3 separate regions of the Mus musculus genome follow, and all the other regions are linked to region 2. The links are chromatin contacts, found by Hi-C or POLR2A ChIA-PET in ENCODE. All regions are on one chromosome and are shown on one strand. Each heading gives the region's core, a stretch centred on a gene start or an enhancer-like site at or near the end of the contact. The rest is flanking DNA. Distances are from core to core; before and after follow the strand shown.

Region 1 (3,354 bases), core at 524-3,023, 270 kb before region 2:
ATCTCTTGTAGTCCCTGCTGGGTCTACTATTCTCCTACCTTATGGTGCTTAGCTAAGACAGTGGTCACCTTCCTAATCCATGTATTGCTTTCACTCTTGAAGCCCTTTGTCGACTTGCCATAAGAAGAAGCTTATAAAGGCAAATTAGATCAGGCAACTGTCCTGCTGAATCAGCCCCTCAACTGTTCCTTCTGCCCTTGTGCTCCAAGTTCACCATCACAGCCTGATCTAGTCTCCTAAAGTTACATTTCCCCTTGCTACTGGGTCTTGTTTTATCTATTTCTTTTTCTTTTCTTTTCTTTTTTTTTTTTTTTTTTGGTGTTTTGAGACAGGGTTTCTCTGTGAAGCCCTGGCTGTCCTGGAACACACTCTGTAGACCAGGCTAGCCTCGAACTCAGAAATCCACCTGCCTCTGCCTCCCAAGTGCTCAGATTAAAGGTGTGCGCCACCACTGCCTGGCAGAGTCTGAGTTGTCCTTGTTTTCTGGTGTACTGTGACCTCTGCCGTGTGGTAGAAGCTCAGAGATTAGCTGAATGAAATGTCCTGATAAGTAAGCTGTTGTTTTTAGAGATTAGGAGGTTGACTTGATGAGGTCGTATGCTAAGAATAGAGACTGTTAGGCTGGGGGTTATAGCTCCAGTGGTACAGTACTTGCCTAGAATAGATGTTCTTGCCTTCCTAAAGAAAGACTTCCCAACCAAGGGATTTGTTTTCAATAGACCTGGCACATCACCTTTCTGAAATTAAGGTAACACCACCATCCATCCCCACTGAACATGCTGATGAGAGGCTCTAAAGCCACTGGGAACCCCCAACTGGAATCCTGAGCTCTACCATTAGCCTTGAAGGATTCTTGCACAGCCACTAAGCTGGTGCACTCACATGCTGAGAGTTCTCTGCCTGTCAAGCATGGGGTTGGGATAGACAGAGATTTACTCACCATGAAGAGAAATGTGTGGAGCCATCAGGTGTGGATCCATTCTGGCCACCCAGACCTGGAGGCAGGAACACACCCATAGCTGCAGGAGGCTGAGGGTGGGGATCTGAGCAGGCAATAGCCCAGGTCAGGTCAGGGGCCACTGGTATAGTTTAATAGAGATTGAGGCTGGGATACTAGGGACTAGTGGTATTGTCCAGGAAGGGTTTTGAGAAACAGTTAACAACGTGATGATGGGCATGAGGGGCTTGTGGTGTAAAATGGTACGGGGTTGTAAGTCTGGGTACAGTGAGGCTCCTGGAGGACCAGTGGTAGTCTATGTGGACACAGGAGAACCCAATGGTACAGTATGGTGGTGGTAGGGACAGCCGGGCCAAGGAGGTTCGTAGGGAGCCTCACCTGGACGGTGATACAACCCGGTCACTGTGTTCCCGTAGAACCCCCAGGCCAGCTGGATGCCCAGGAGACTTAACACCAACCACAGCAGGAGCAGCTTGAAGAGAGTCACTCGCATGTCTTGTGTCTCCCACTCCCGCAGAAAGTCGCTGCCCAGGGTGCCCAGCGCTCCGAGCACCGTGGCGGGCAAAGCTTGCAGAAACTGCCCGGCCCAAGGCTCCGCCATGACTGGCCAGCGCCCCACCGGGAGTACTGTCACCGTAGTTCTTACTGCGCAAGCGTATGGTCTTCCGGGGTTAGGCCTGTCAGTGCGCACGCGTAATACAAGGCAAGGAAGATCTACTTCGCTTGCGCGAAGTGTTGGCAGTTTGGGGAGGGGTTTTTAAAACCGCGCAGGCGCACCCAGCCCCACCCTGCTTGCTTAAAGGATGAGTGATTCGGTGAGGATAAAATAGCAACTCGCTCTTTTATAGCCCCGGTGTTCCCGTCATGCTCCACGCGTCTGCCATGATTGGTTAAGCGTCTAGCTCTCAGGGCGTGGATGCGTTCTTGAGCAATCGTGGCTGAACTGAGAGTGTGCGCGCGTGCGCGGGGCCGCGACTGGCGCCAGCTCGAGCCCGCAGGGCGCTCGGGGCCGCGCACGTCGCTCCCCGCCCTCCCGCCACCGCCCGCCCTCGTTCGCTCGCGCTCCCCGCCCGCCGCCCGCGGTCCTCCGTCGGTTCTCTCCATAGCCCGCCGTCTCCCACGGAGCTGCCCGTCCTTGGCTCGGAGCTCGCGGACTCGCGGACAAGCGTCCTCAGCGCGAAGAGGCCGGACTCGGAGTCCTCGCCTTGAGGTGAGCAGGAGCATTTCCCTCCAGCCGCCTCGGCTCCGGGCCCGGCTGGTCGGCTGATCGGCAAGCACTTTTCCGGCCTCCGGCCCGTCGCCTGCCCGCGGTCGCGCCCCACCTGCTGCTCTCGGCCCGCAGCCCCTCGCCCCGGCCCCTGACCTGGGGCCCCGCGCCCGAGGCGGCGGCCCCGCCCGCGCAGTCCCCGGAAGCGCGCCCCGCCGCCTCCAGTCCCCCTTCCCCCGCCCGGCCGGGCCTGGTGGAGCCCTAGCCGCCCGCCCTCCTCGTCGCTTCCTCTCAGGGTTGCGCCGGGCTGGGCGGGGGCTCCCGGCCGGTCCGCGACCGCGCTGGGGTAGCCTGCCACTGCGAAGCGCGTGTGGCTGTCGGGAGTTGGACTAGGCAAGAAACTCTTTTACAACTCCATTTTGCCTTTTGCATTGAACGTGGATTATTAATCCCGTTCTATACCGGGTGAAGACAGTGAGGGTTTGGGTGGATTTTCTGTTTTGAGTGCCGTATTATTGGAGATTGTGTAAGTAAAAGATTGTTTTGAAATCTTAGCGGTTATGACTCTATGGGGGAAGGTATTTTCCAGTCGAAAAAACACATAATAATTTGGCGAGGTTGCATCAAAATAGATGCATTTCTGCTTAAAGTTATTACTTCAATTAAGAATCACTGATGGGTTCCCCTTTTCAGGTCGGTTTCGTAAAATTGCATTTTTTGCAGGCAAGTTGATTTAAAAAAAAAAAAGTTCATGTTTAGTAGCTGATAGTGGAAAATTTGACACCATTTTTTTTCTTTTTTGCCCCAGAATTGGTTCTACTTGTATTTTCTAATAGTCATCACTAAATTTTGACCTATTAGTTATTTATTTGGTTTTGTCTTCTGGTATATTTTGAAATAAGTGCTTTTTGCATGTTATATATAACATTATATATGTATAATATGTAGTACACGTATAATGTACATCCCCCATGCCAGTCTGAAAGGGGAAAACTTATATTTTAGGATGCGGTATGTGGTGAGAATTTTTAGCCACTTAGTGTCACGTGCCCAAATGTGTATGTACCATGTGGAATGTTTTTTTCACCTTTCATTGGCTAGTTTGAGCATTTGACTCACGTATTATTAAACTAAGAAAACAAGATCAGGTCTTAATATTGAAGACTCTGAGATGTTGTTTGGAGTATTT
Region 2 (3,397 bases), core at 635-3,134:
TTGCCTCAACCTCGAATCTGCTGGGACTGTGGCAGTATGCTGTCATGCCTGGCTATCCATCACCCTTAATGACAGTCACTAGGATTTCCTCTGGTGCACACCATCCTTACACTTCAGATGGAAAGCCCTTGCTCTGCTCTAGCCCAAACTCTCAGCTCCACCTGCCTCTGCATGCATTTTCCAGATTCTCCCTCCCTTAGGGAAAAGGCTGTGTCGACCTTTGCACCCTTTAGCCATCAGCATCCTTCATCAGTCTAATCCCTGAGGCTCAACAGAGGCGATGGGGTGGGTAGGTATGTGGTTTTGTGTGTGTGTGTGTGTGTGTGTGTGTGTGTGTGTTTGTGTGTGTGCATGCGTGCTGAAGCTGCCCACACTTTGGCAGGCAGGGGTGAGGCTTGCATTCTGGCCCCACCCCTGGACAGCTGTGAGATCGTCCTTTGTATGCGACTGAGACTTAAAAGCAACAAGGCTTGGGAGGAGAGATGAGGTGCAGGTATTAAGAACCTGGACAGCATTTAACACAGCAGAATCAAAGCTAGCGTCTTCTGAGTTAGGAACATTCCTAACTTGTGCTCAAGAGGGGCTTGTCCAGGGCCTCCCTCTATACAAATCCACATACTTCCCGGGGAATCTCTTACACCCCCATACATGTGTATAGAACCCACAGACGTTTTCTAGAATGGGACTCTCAGCTCCCTTTTGGTCATCTTGCAGCCGTTTGTTTCCCACGATCTCCTCCTCCTCGGACTCGTCAGGATTCCTCATTACCTTACTCCTCTCTTAATGTCTCTTTCTTCAAAATTCTACGGATTTCATTTCCTGAAGTTTGCCGGTCCCACCTCCAGAGAGTTTAGCTCACTGGAGCAACCCAATGTTTGCACTTGCACACACACGCACGCACACGCACACACACACATCAACTCTAGAATATACCCTCACCACAAGACAAACACGCAGCCCTGCTGAGGCTAATAATGGCTGACCCAAGGCCTAATTGTCAGTGCCAAGGGTCCTTGTAAAACCCAACACCACCATCACCAAAGGATGGCTTCGCATCAGGCCCTACTGCTTCCAGGACACTTGGCACCTCAGAGCCATCTCAGACCTTTACCACCAGACACTGAGACATGTGATTACTAACCCAGTTGGCTCAGACCCCCCAGTTGGTTCTCCAGAGGAACCTAAGCCCCAGCCTCTCTGGATACTGCTCTACTCAGAAAGCAATTTTTTGGCCCCCTCATCTTTGGGGGCGGAGCTTCAACCCTCTCCAGAAGCCACACTCCCGCCACACCCCCTGAGGCTGCCCTTTTTTTTTTTTTCTTCCTCTCCAGGGGTTTTGATCATTTGCGTTCACCTGAGGGTGCAACGTCCCTCCCCCAACATGGAACGACTGCGTCCCCCACACCTTCAAGCGTCTCTGTCCACCCTTTCCAAGCTGGCTGCAATTTATGAAGAGCTGCCACTGTCTCTCGAGCCCCGCCCTCCTCCGCCGGCCTGTGTTTCCCGCCACCTCCGAACCTGCCTTATTCCCCCCACTCCCACCCCTCGCCAGTCCCCAGCCCGCTGCCCATCCTCCTCCCCAGGGCATCCCTTTGTCCGGTGCGACCACCCAGGGAGAGGCTAGTTCTTCGCCCGCTAGCACGACTAGAGCCGACCAAGCCTCACCCGCCAGCAGCCTGTCCCCAACACACTCCAGACCCGTAACCGGGAGGAGTATGAGCTCGGAAGTCGCCCGCGGCCAGACATAGTCCCCGAAAGCGTCCATGACGTTCCTGGAGCTGCTGTGGCTGCCACGGACAAGAAGAGAGCTGCGTTCTCGCGAGAACCAGCCGTCTGGAGAGCCGCGCTGCAGAGCTCCGAAGCCCTTAGCTACAGGTAGCAAAGCCCTGGCGCTGGGCTGCGGACGTCCAATGACGACCCTGTCCCCCACGCGATCCCGCTCCTGATTGGCCGGATCAGAGTCACCCCCCCACACACACACACATGAGACTAGCCGGGAGGGGCGGTGGGCCTCCCCTCCCCCAAGCGGGCGCTTAGCTCGCCGGCCCCTGGCTGGAAGCCCTGTAGTTTTATTTAACGGAGCAGCATGGAGGCTGTACACCAATAAATAACGTGAATGTAGGAACTGCGCCTTTGATCGCGGCTGCAGGCAGGGAGGGCTAGGGCAAGAGGTCGGCCAGAACTTCAGTCTGCAGTAGGACAGAGGACCTGCAGGGTCTTTGACGTTGGGCAGCGGGTGATTCGCATCAGGGCCTTGCGTCAGAGCTCCACACGGGCATCACTGTAGGCTCGGTCCAAGGCCCACTCGGGTTGTGAGTCCATGCCACCTTCCCGAGCCAGACGAGCCATCTCCTGCTGGAACAAGGCTTGCCGTGCCCGGCTAGGGTCCACATTGATCCAGTTGTTAGCGATCCACTTGGTGCCGCGGGTGACCAGGCAGCCCCCATGCAACGAGTAGTCGTCCACTTCACCCACCCAGCCTGGGGTAAGAAGGTGACATGAACAAAGGACAAGTTAGGGAGGGGAAAACCCTAGATTGGCTCAGCCTGAGCTGTGCACACATCTAATCCCCATGGAAGGACTTGGCGTCTCACCCACTAAGGCATGGTCAACATACTGGCCCTTAAAATTAACCAAGCTTCCTTGCTTCTGAGCTTGGCTATAGCTCTTCCCAGCCTGGGTTGTGGAGAGAAGTTTCCCTGCCCCAGACAGCAGGAAGGCTGGTGCGCAAGGACGGTGGGCGGAGATAACCGAAGATACTGTACTAGTGCTACTGTGCTTTGAAATCCCTGGCTATGGAAGACAGGAACAGTCCTCCAGGAGAGCAGGAGGGAGAGATGAGTTCCCTCAGAGAAGCCCAAGACCTGGCCATGAGTAAAGCCCTCACCTTGCCCATCAGGAAGGTAGTTGTACCAAAAGACTGCAGTTCCTTGCTGGGGCTTGACACGAAGGTTGCCCTTGTCACAGTGCCTTCGAGTGTCCCGGAGATCGACATCATCCTGAATCAGACTCTGTAGGCAACAAGGTGAGGCTGTTTGTGGACTGCCTGCCATTGCAGGACCAGGCAGCCAAGGTTGGCTGGAGGGAAAACAGGCAGATGTGCCCTCGTCCCAGCTCTGGAAGGGTGTGTACACACTTGCCCAAGGCCCTACCAGCCCAAGAGTAATAACAGCTCACTGGCCCTTACCATTTCATCATAGGTCCTGTTGTCTGCCACAGGGAAGACGGTCTCACCCCCACCGGTGACATTGTTCAAATAAAACAGCACTGTCATGTAGCTGTAAGGCAGGGGGAGGCTGCTGAGTAGATCCCCAACATTCCCACTTGTGGGCAGGATACCCAGGGCCCACAGGGTCAGGCTAGGATAGCTAAGACATCTCCAGCCCTCTTCCCCACA
Region 3 (3,376 bases), core at 343-2,842, 480 kb after region 2:
TGATTGGTGTTTCTGAGCATTCAGACTCCGCACCCTCATTTCTAATAAATGCAACATTGGACCCGCTTCCCCTTTCTTCAGCGCCTAGGCAGCTGGCCTTGGCTCTACACCAAAAACTATTTCTGTCTACTTCTTGAACTTGTTTCTTCCCTCTGTTAATTAGCCTAACAGGTTTGATTGTCCTGCTAAGAGAGCAGGAGAGAGGGACTGTACCTCATCCCTAGGGCCTGAGCATGGCCAGAGGCCCAGGCTGAGAAGCAGAGGCGGCAAGCAGTCAGTGCTATGGAAGTCTTTATTCATCATATTTCCCCTCTTGACTTACTGCCCAGGTGAGGCCAGGAAGAGTCCATACAGAGTGGCTATTGCCAAGGTCAGGAGGGTCAGCAGGCTCAGTGGGGCCAGCAGCCCCTCCTGTGATGGGGCTTCTGGGACCTTCTCTGGAGGAGGACTCTTAGGTCGCCTGCTCCTGCCATTGCTGGGACTTCCATTGGCTGTGGCCAGGGGTGTAGTAGCTGTGGCAGCATGTGGCCTTAGGTTGGTTGTTCCAGTGGTAGCCGGAGTGCCGTACATGGGCTTGACGGTGCTAAAGGGCCGGGCATGTTCGTCCACCCACTGCAGTAGGGCCTGTGGCTTCCACTGACAGATGCTGAGCAGGGTTAGAACATCACCTTCAGCAGTATGTGAGTCTGTCGGTGCTTGCCAGTACAGGCGGGTGTAGATGCTGCCCAGGCTGTAGCTTTTCCTCGAACCATTCCCTGAGGGGCTGCTAGCTTGTTCCAAGGCCTTTAGGGCAGCGATGCTGTCCACACAGAAGGTACCATCTAGGGGACTGGGAGTGCTCAGCCTAGCAAGCTCTGTCTGGAGCAGAGGAAAGTCATAGCGGTCACCGTTGTGTGCCACAAGGCAGCAAGGCTGTGGCTGGCGCTGCAGGAAGGCTCGGAGCAGGATGGCCAGGTTGTCATCGAAGCGTTGACGCCCCTGTACTTCCAGCTCAGCTTTGCTCAGACCTGTGATCTCACTGGCCCCAGGGCTACAGGCTTTCCCTGGAGCAATGCACAGAGAGAGCTTGTCCACCACACGGGGCGGTCTGGGCACTGGAGGTGGATGTCCCTGAGAAATGGAAGTGTTCTCCAGAGCACGTCTGTGGACAGCCAGCAGGCACAGCTCTGTGACTTCGGGCCGAGACGAAGGCAGGCCAGTGGCTTCCAGGTCTAAGAAGATGAGGGTCTGCATGTGACCATGGGGCAGGGTCTGTGAGCCCATGCTGAACCTGGGGAGGAGATGGGGTAATGAGTAGCAGCAGGAAGGTCTCAAGTGGGCTGAGGTGGGGTGCAGAAAGGCAGCTCAGCCCTTCCCTTCAGCAGGTACTATCCAGGGCCACTAGAAGCTGGAGGGCAGGGTTGTTCTAGTGGGATGGATCCACTACTTATTTGCCTTTTGAGGGAGGCCCTTCCCCTAGTGCTGACTACCTTCAGGGTGAGGGAACCCTATTCTCTTCTGCCTTACCCCATACCCTTACTCCACACTTACCGAGAAGCAGGCAGCAAGGCACTCCGCTGGGTCTGCTGCTGGCAGCAGTGTGGCTGAGGAAGTAAAACTGCCTGGGTCCACCCATAGGCCTGCCTCCTGAACAGGGCCCGCCCTGCTGTTAGCCTGCCAGGCCTGGCCCTCGTGCTGACGCTCCTCCCTCCCTCCCCAAGCACCCCAAAGGCCTTCCTAGATCCATATCTGTGATCCTGCTGGCTGGTAAAATGGACTACTGCCCCAACACTGACAACTCAAACTGGGTTGTCTCTAGGATTCAAATGTGCCCGTGAGCCTCTGCCTTTTCTTGTCTTTCCCCCAGTCCTTGATCCAGGCCTTCCTAAAAAGGGCTGCCTCCTTGGCCACAAACGTACCCCTGCCCCCACCACGGCCCCCGCCCAAAGCTATGACTCAGGGTAATTCCCGAAGAGGGGCAGGGTTTTTCCTCAGGGCAGATCAGTTACCATGGGGGCCATCTCAACTCCAGCAGGAGTCATCTCATCAATTCTTGGTCTGCCCTGTCCCTCCCTCTCAGCCACACAAATCGGACTCAGGAAACAAAGCTTGTGTTCTCAGCAGGAAGTGCAGTTTTAATCAGTGGATATGGCAAAGACGGCGGTGGGAGCTGGCGCCACCTTGTGGCTGGATGCTCAGGCCCTCAGTTACAGTCCATCTCAGAGTCTTCCAAATCAGTCTCCGCAGCACAGAGGTCATCCAGGGCAGCCTCTGAGCCAAAAGGAAGAGGGGTCTGAGGTTAACTCGACAGCGTGGGGGCTTGGAGGCCCCCATGCTCCCTAGCGTCACAGGAACCAACCAGTCCCTTCTATGCACAGGCTTTGCTCCCTCAGCGACTGTGAGCAAAAGTGACACAAAGGCAATTCGGACAGATCTTTGTGGAAAACCATGGCTCAGCGAGGCCAATTCAATAGACACCATCAAATGGGAACCTGTCATACTCAAAGACCCAGAGCAGGAAGGTAATACCCATGTGCCAGGAATGGCTCTGGAGGCAAGGGGAGACTCATGGAAAGGAGTCTGACAGAGGCACACGAAGGCTAGGACAGTGTCGTGCTAGCTTACCTTCACAGTCAGTCACATCAGGAAGGGCTCGAATCAGCATGCTGACCCCTGGCATCACCTGGTCGTACTGATGCAGGACCTCGACACAGTGCACAGTGAAGAGCTTGTCCTTCTGAGATAGGCTATGCAGCAGCAGCACAGTGTCCCGCAGACAGCGTATCGTCTGCTTCTGCTGGTGGGTCCTTGGACCTCCTGCCCGCCGCACCGTCAGCCATTGCCTGTGCAACATCACAGTGAGCGCTCTGACTGCCTAGGGTGAGAGGGCACAGCCTGAGGTCCAGAGACTTACTCACCTCACCACTTCAAGATCAACAGGATTGCTCTTAACTAACTGAGCATCCATGATGCTGGTCTCTGGCCACTCACCTCTACATTGCAGTGACAGTCAGAACCAATGCCAGCGGGGGCAGGGCTCTGTACACTCAGCTTGGCCAAGAGCCATACTACCTGGAACAAGAAGAGATAGTACCCATCCCATGTAGAACAGACGGTTGTCACAGGGCTTTGGCGGGCATTTCTAAGGTGCTCTAGCTACGTCTACAACTGCTTGCCTGCACAAGTGGGGTACAAGTAGTGGTAGTCTCAGGCTTTCAGACTTGAATCTCACCAACAGCTTACTGCTTCCAGGACCAGGATCGGGGCCCCCAAAGCCCAGGCAGCTCTGCTGAGCACCACTATAACCCAGGATGTGCTTGTATTGAATCCCTGTGAGGAACCCCTACATTTTACCCGTTGCTGTTTGACAAACTGGCAAAAAAGGAATTGTAGCTCC

The links. Hi-C counts contacts between places; a loop is a spot of excess contacts on that map. ChIA-PET counts read pairs that join two places held with the same protein, here RNA polymerase II (POLR2A).
Region 1: POLR2A ChIA-PET joins it to region 2 with 10 read pairs in embryonic stem cell. The contact joins the promoter of Tcta here to the promoter of Wdr6 in region 2. POLR2A ChIA-PET finds 5 or more read pairs at or near these places in 3 of 5 experiments (Patski and embryonic stem cell).
Region 3: a map of regulatory T cell shows a loop between it and region 2 (5-fold over the local background). The contact joins the promoter of Trex1 here to the promoter of Wdr6 in region 2. A Hi-C loop is called at or near these places in 3 of 37 maps with a recorded cell type or tissue (T-helper 17 cell, T-helper 2 cell and regulatory T cell).

What each region holds. Positions count from the first base shown.
Region 1 is chr9:108,304,386-108,307,739 of GRCm38, forward strand. It overlaps Tcta (T cell leukemia translocation altered gene), which reads right to left and starts at 1,774. Exons shown (of 3, transcript NM_001311156.1): 1 at 1,337-1,774; 2 at 941-995. The coding sequence starts at 1,559. It overlaps Rhoa (ras homolog family member A), which reads left to right and starts at 1,775. Exons shown (of 6, transcript NM_016802.5): 1 at 1,775-2,168.
Region 2 is chr9:108,576,829-108,580,225 of GRCm38, forward strand. Wdr6 (WD repeat domain 6) reads right to left here and starts at 1,885. Exons shown (of 6, transcript NM_031392.3): 1 at 1,666-1,885. The coding sequence starts at 1,765. P4htm (prolyl 4-hydroxylase, transmembrane (endoplasmic reticulum)) reads right to left here. Exons shown (of 9, transcript NM_028944.4): 7 at 3,188-3,278; 8 at 2,888-3,011; 9 at 2,034-2,480. The coding sequence ends at 2,260.
Region 3 is chr9:109,057,659-109,061,034 of GRCm38, forward strand. It overlaps Trex1 (three prime repair exonuclease 1), which reads right to left and starts at 1,593. Exons shown (of 2, transcript NM_001012236.1): 1 at 1,531-1,593; 2 at 274-1,270. The coding sequence starts at 1,263. The coding sequence ends at 319. Atrip (ATR interacting protein) reads right to left here. Exons shown (of 13, transcript NM_172774.3): 11 at 2,971-3,051; 12 at 2,605-2,854; 13 at 2,089-2,250. The coding sequence ends at 2,183. It overlaps Atrip-trex1 (Atrip-Trex1 readthrough), which reads right to left. Exons shown (of 14, transcript NR_153412.1): 11 at 2,971-3,051; 12 at 2,605-2,854; 13 at 1,531-2,250; 14 at 275-1,270. It overlaps Shisa5 (shisa family member 5), which reads left to right. Exons shown (of 6, transcript NM_025858.3): 6 at 1-134.